Linked DNA regions of Homo sapiens: region 1 is linked to region 2. The links are chromatin contacts, found by Hi-C or POLR2A ChIA-PET in ENCODE. All regions are on one chromosome and are shown on one strand. Each heading gives the region's core, a stretch centred on a gene start or an enhancer-like site at or near the end of the contact. The rest is flanking DNA. Distances are from core to core; before and after follow the strand shown.

The links. Hi-C counts contacts between places; a loop is a spot of excess contacts on that map. ChIA-PET counts read pairs that join two places held with the same protein, here RNA polymerase II (POLR2A). Pooled maps may share reads with other maps.
Region 1: a loop to region 2 is called in a pooled map, with 3 times the contacts of the local background. The contact joins two enhancer-like sites. A Hi-C loop is called at or near these places in 3 of 168 maps with a recorded cell type or tissue (cardiac septum and dorsolateral prefrontal cortex) and 7 of 50 pooled maps. POLR2A ChIA-PET finds 5 or more read pairs at or near these places in 7 of 52 experiments (AG04450, Caco-2, HepG2 and 4 more).

Annotation. Positions count from the first base shown.
Region 1 is chr9:113,454,012-113,456,915 of GRCh38, reverse strand. It overlaps a transcript of RGS3 not described here. Among named protein-coding and RNA genes, the nearest start is that of RGS3, 8.3 kb to the left of the region's middle. Within about 2 kb of position 1,460, at least 22 of the 41 ENCODE cell types and tissues checked have a DNase peak (open chromatin) inside an H3K27ac peak, as active enhancers do.
Region 2 is chr9:113,547,409-113,550,429 of GRCh38, reverse strand. The region is part of intron 17 of RGS3 (regulator of G protein signaling 3); the gene reads right to left. Among named protein-coding and RNA genes, the nearest start is that of RGS3, 85 kb to the right of the region's middle. Within about 2 kb of position 1,574, at least 29 of the 41 ENCODE cell types and tissues checked have a DNase peak (open chromatin) inside an H3K27ac peak, as active enhancers do.

The DNA of each region.
Region 1 (2,904 bases), core at 211-2,710, 93 kb after region 2:
AGGCAGGAGAATGGCTTGAACCCGGAGGCAGAGGTTGCAGTGAGCTGAGATCATCGCATTGTACTCCAGTCTGGAAGACAAAAGCGAAACTCTGTCTCAAAAAAAAAATAAATAAATCATATAGGGCTGCATATTTTATTATAAGGAGATTGGGCTTTATTTTAAGAGCATAGAGCAGTTGTCAAATATTTTAAGCAAGATCCCAACAGCCTTTAATTCACATTTTAGAAAGATTGCTCTGGCTAGAATACGAAAAAAAAAAAAACAAATTGGTTAGGGGTGGAGGCGTTTGCATGACATGAGGGTCGGAAGCAAAAATTGCTCTTAGAAGTCTTTTCTGGTCATCCAGGTAAAAGATGACAATGACCAAACTAGGGAAGTGGCAATAGGGATGGAAAGAGATAGAATCAACAGGCCATGGTGATTGAGTAGAAGATGGAATGCAAGGAATTCTGGCTTGAGAAATTGTTTAGAAGTGCCCTTTGCAGAAATGAAGAACATGAGAGGCAGGGCTGAACTGAGGGGAGAATGGATGAGTTCAACTGTGAGCCTGCTAAGGTTGGGTGACCCATGTGCCATCCAAGTGAAGATGTCAAGTGAACAGTTGAACATAATGGTCTGAAGCTCAGCAAAAAATACTTAGGCTAGAAATATAGATTTAGGAATTCCCTGTGAGGCCATGAGCATGCATAAGACAGCCCACAGGGAATGTTTAATGTGAGAAAGCTCAGGACAGAACCAAGAGTAGTACCAACTGAAAAAACAGGCAGAGGAAGAAAGGCCTGAAAGGGGAAGGAAAAGTCAGGGGATGTATTAAGAAGGAAATAATAGTCAACAGTGTCAAATATTGTTAAGAGGTCCAGTAGGTTTAATAACTGAGAAGTGTCCATTAGATTTAGCAACAAGACAGTCCCTGTTGACCTTTCATCCCAGAATAAAATGCTGGGGGGCAACAACTTCACATGAATGAAAAGGTACCAAATTTACTCTAAAAGGAAAAACACCCTGGACTCAAAGCCAGACGATATTCTTGGGTCAGGTTTTTTTCATGTCCTAAATTTAACCAGCTGGAATGCTTTGTTAAGTGGTATTTTATTCACCCTTGAAATGAAGGATTTGCCTTTTAAAAGTGTCTCTGTAATTCATCTTCAAGGTAGAACAAGGTGGTATCTTTGGGTTAATTGTTCTCTACAGAAACAGATGCTGGTTGCTGTAAATACCACTGAGGAACTTTAATGTGCCCCAGATGTAGAAGCCTCTAGTGACCTAAATACACAAACAGGGACTAAAGAGAACCAAGTAAAAGATTCAAGATTTCAAGTGTAAGCGGAGAGATACTGCTTCAAAGTGGAAGAGACCAAACCTTCACCACCAAAGGAATGTGAACTAGTAAGTTGAGTCCAAAGATAAAAGCTAAAGACTTGATAAGAGCCAGAAAAGCAGAGTGCCTGGTCTCTGCTAGAATGACTCAGCACCCTCGCAGTTAGGCTGGAAGCCCTTTCAGCCTCTTCAAGAGCTGCTTTTCCTGGCCTGATAATGAGCAACTTGGCCTGGCATAATCCTACATTCCAGAGGCCCTCAGTTTTTCAAAATTAAAAAACAATATAGACTTCTGTTTCCAGCCAAGATGGAATAACAGGAACTGGATTTTCCCTTCACCTGAAACAACTAAAAGACTGGACAAAATATATGAAACAATGGTTTTTAAGATATTGTACATCAGGCAACGAAGGACAGTGATCCCTGAGAAACAGAAAAGAGACAAGCTGTGCCCTGTGATCAGCCCAGCTTATTCCCGGGAGAGACTTTCCAAAAGGGAGAGGGAACTCAGGCCAACTCCAAATCCCTGAACTGAGAAGTTCGGGAGGCCAAGGCAGCTAGAGTTCCAAGGCAGAGTACCAGAGAGGAGACAGTCACACAAAGAGAGGGCCCCAGAGGTCTCCAGAGAGTCCCCACTCACAACTTCAGCTAAGTGCTAATGAGCTCATGGGTTTGAGGAAAGTATCCCAAGGCTGGGGAAAGAACCACCAAAGAATTACAGGGAACAATCTTTAAAGCTCACACAGGGCCAGGAATAGTTCTTAAGCTCATCAACCAGAGTGGAAAGACCTTCTAATTCCTTAGGAGGTATTAGATAGAATACTCAGAAGGGTCTTCCCTCAGTTGTGGGGAATAATCAACCCTAGATTAAATGCTGTACTTGTCCATCTAAAAAAAAAAAAAAAAAAAAAAGTTTAAAAGCAAGACCCAAAAGGATCAAACTGTTTTTGATTTTGGTTTTTGTTTTGTTTTGTTTTGTTTTGTTTTTTTGATACTGTCTCGCTCTGTCGCCCAGGATGGAGTGCAGTAGCAAGATCTCAGCTCACTGCAACCTCCACCTCCCAGGTTCAAGTGATTCTTATGCCTCAGCCTGCTAAGTAGCTGGGACTACAGGTGTGCACCACCCCACCTGGCTAAGTTTTGTATTTTTAGTAGAGACAGGGTTTCACCATGTTGGCCAGGCTGGTCTCAAACTCCTGACCTCAAGTGATCCACCCACCTCAGCCTCCCAAAGTGCTGGGATTACAGGCATGCACCGCACCCAGCTAGGATCAAACTGTTTCTAAGTAACTTAACTGCATCCCAGAACAAGCTAAAGAATACTTGTAAGAATATAAAAATATCTAGAACCCAAAAAGGCAAAATTTGTTAAATCTGGTATCTAATAAAAAGTGAACAGGTATGGCAAAGAAGCAGAAAAAAATATGAACCATAATAAGGAGAAAATCAATAGAAACCAACCGAGAAATGACATGTTAAGTACGCCAGGTATGGTGGCTCACACCTGTAATCCTAGCACATTGAGCAGCTGAGGCAGGAGGATGGCTTGAGGCCAGGAGTCTGAGACTAGCCTGAGCAACTTAG
Region 2 (3,021 bases), core at 325-2,824:
AACAGGCATTTATTCTAACAAAACATTCATTCATTCAACAAATATTTGTTTATTTAGTTCCTTTTTGAGATGAAGTTTCACTCTGTTGCCCAGGCTGGAATGCAGTTGACACAATCTCAGCTCACTGCAACCTCCACGTCCCAAGTTCAAGCGATTCTCCCACCTCAGCCTCCCCAGTAGCTGGGACTACAGGCATGCGCCACCATGCCTGGCTAATTTTGTATTTTTTGGTAGAGACAGGGTTTCACCATGTTGGCTAGACTGGTCTCGAACTCCTGACCTCAGCGATCCACCCACCTTGGCCTCCCAAAGTGGTGGGATTACAGGCATGAGCCACCGCGCCCAACAAATATTTATTTAGAGTCGAATGCGTACTAGGTGTTGAACTGGATGCTGGGCATGCCAAGATACACCTAAGAGGATTTTTTTTTCATTCAGAGACAGGGTCTCACTGCTGGAGTGCAGTGGTGCAATCATAGCTCACTGTAACCTCAAACTCAGGCTCAAGCCATCTCCCATCTCAGCCTCCTGTACAAGGATTTTTATCTGAAATTTTTGTAACAAAGAAAAATTGCAAGCAACCTGAATGATAAACAACTGAAGATTACTTAAATAAAGCACGTTTCATCTACACAATGAAATACTCCACAGGCACTGAAAATGATGTTGTAGAAGAATATTTATTGAAATGGAAACATGGATACACTACGCTGTTAAATGGGGGAGAAAAAGCAGGTTAGAAAAATTGCACCAGTAACCCCAATTTGCAAATAAGATATATGTGTGTATAAACGAATGCCTGACAGGACACATTCCAAAATGTTAACAGTGGTTTATCTCTGGGTGCTGGGATTAAGGATGAACTTCATTTTCTTCTCCTGGTTCATCTGTATTAAATGTTTTCTTCATAATAAACATCAATCACATGGATTACTTTTGCAACAATACAACAAAAAAAAAGTCAACTGCATTCAAACAAACAAACAAACAAAGAAAAAAAACACCTTCCCATGCCTCATGAGTGGAGGCCCCAAGGAAGGGGGTTATAGAAAGTCAGATACATGTTCACTGCTTGGTTTTGCAACAAGAGCTACTATTAAGTACCTACTGCATGCCAGGCATTACAACAGATCCCCTTTGATCTTCACAAGACCCCAGTGAAATCAGCGTTCTTGTCTCATTTTACAGATGCTCTGTGACCCATCAGTAATCCCATGGCTAGTGAGAGGAAGAGCTAGGATTTGAACCCTGGCCTGTCTGTCTCTAAACCTGCAGGAGGCTGCTACTACCTCAGCTGCCTCTGCTTGTTCCTGGGGAGGGGCAGGGAAAGGTCCTGAGCCACTGAGGCCTCTGTCCTGCAGGCCAGATCTAGGCTGGCCCTTGTCCTCCCTCCCTGCAGACAGTCCAAAGAAAGGAGGACAAGTCAGCAAGGGAGGGGACACCAGCAAGAGGAGGTGTGGCACTGGACAGCCGGCTGGCTGAGGTCAGGGCTCAGGGTGGGCCAGCTGGGGACTCCTCGCCTGCCAGGCGACTCTCAGGAAGCCTGACCACATCCGGTCCCAGGAGTTCCCAGTCTCTGTGCGCCCAAAGGCAGTGACAGCAAACCTCAGCACAAGGCCTGCAGCCACTGTGCTGAAACAGCCAGGGAAAAACAGCCTGCCAACTGGGCCCTTCTCTCTGGGCTTGCTTGACACCAGCCAGTGCTTTCTGCTCTCCGGGCCTCCAGGGCCTCCTCGCCTGTATGAGGAGGGGGTGTGAGGGCTGATGGCTCCAGGACTCTCCCAGATGGAATTATGTGACTCCATGGGACTTCCTCACATCGGGCCTGGCAGGAAGAGGAAGGGGGTGAGGCCTCCCCACCCAGCTCCCGAAGGAGCCCCCTCCTCTTCCCCTCAGCTCTGTTCCCACTGCTATTTTTAGAACAGACCACAGGGAGTGTCTCCACCACTCCAGCCATGCTCCTAGCTGCAGGTAAAACACAGCAGCCCCATTCATTCTGCTCCAACAAGCACATGCCAGGAATTTACAGATAAGCCAGAGGACTAGACAACCTCTCCCCACGCCACTAGCTGAGCTGCTTTCTCAATATTTCCATTACAGCCCAACACAGTGACTTACATTTCCCAAGGCCAACACAGTGAGTTGCTGAGTGAGACAACCCTAAGACCGTCTGTGACCCCTTTCCTGCCCCCAGCCCAGCAGAATCTTCAGAAGTCCCCGACTACATGCCCTTGGCCAAGTTTTTGCCTCTTTCACTTGGTTTCTACAACCTAGCTTGTTAATCAATTGATCTCAGTGGGGGAAGGAGGAGGCTTTCCAGCTCCACATTCAAAGTTTCTATGGTTCTACCAATATTCTAGTCACTCATAAAATAAATACTATATTCCCAAAGTCCACCTAAGTATTGATTACAGGCCTCTGAATGCATTTTCCCACTCAAAAGTATGTTATAAATGGTGGTCAGCTTCCTAGGCCAGCCTACTTAACCCTTAATAGTCTTCCATCAAGTAGAAACAGTAGAAAACCATATAGCAATAATAGACTTCAACCAAAACAGAAACACACTAACACTTAGGACAATTTTTTTGAATTTATCTTGGGTAGTGTTATCCCAGCAAAAGTGGGTAGGTACTAAAGGTGATGAAAAAGCCAATGGCAACTTATCGGGAAGAGTCTGAAGGAGACTTCTGACCACACCAGAAATGAAAGGACTGCAAACCAGTGACCACAAATTCCACGCGGAAATTAGCCTGATGGCTTGGACTGGGAGTTGGAAAGGTTAAAGAATGTACTTGCATACATATTAGGTTGGTGCCAAAGTAATTGCGGTTCTTGACATTGCTTTTAATGGAAAACACCACAGTTACTTTTGCACCAACCTATATACACGTGAAGTTGAAACAAAAGAGTTCAATGTGTATACTCAGCCACCTGAGCAGAAAGGAAGGAGGGAAGGGGAAGATATTGGGTTGGAGAGCCCGTCTTGTGCTGGCCTCCAATGGGGGAGGCTGGAAGAAGCAC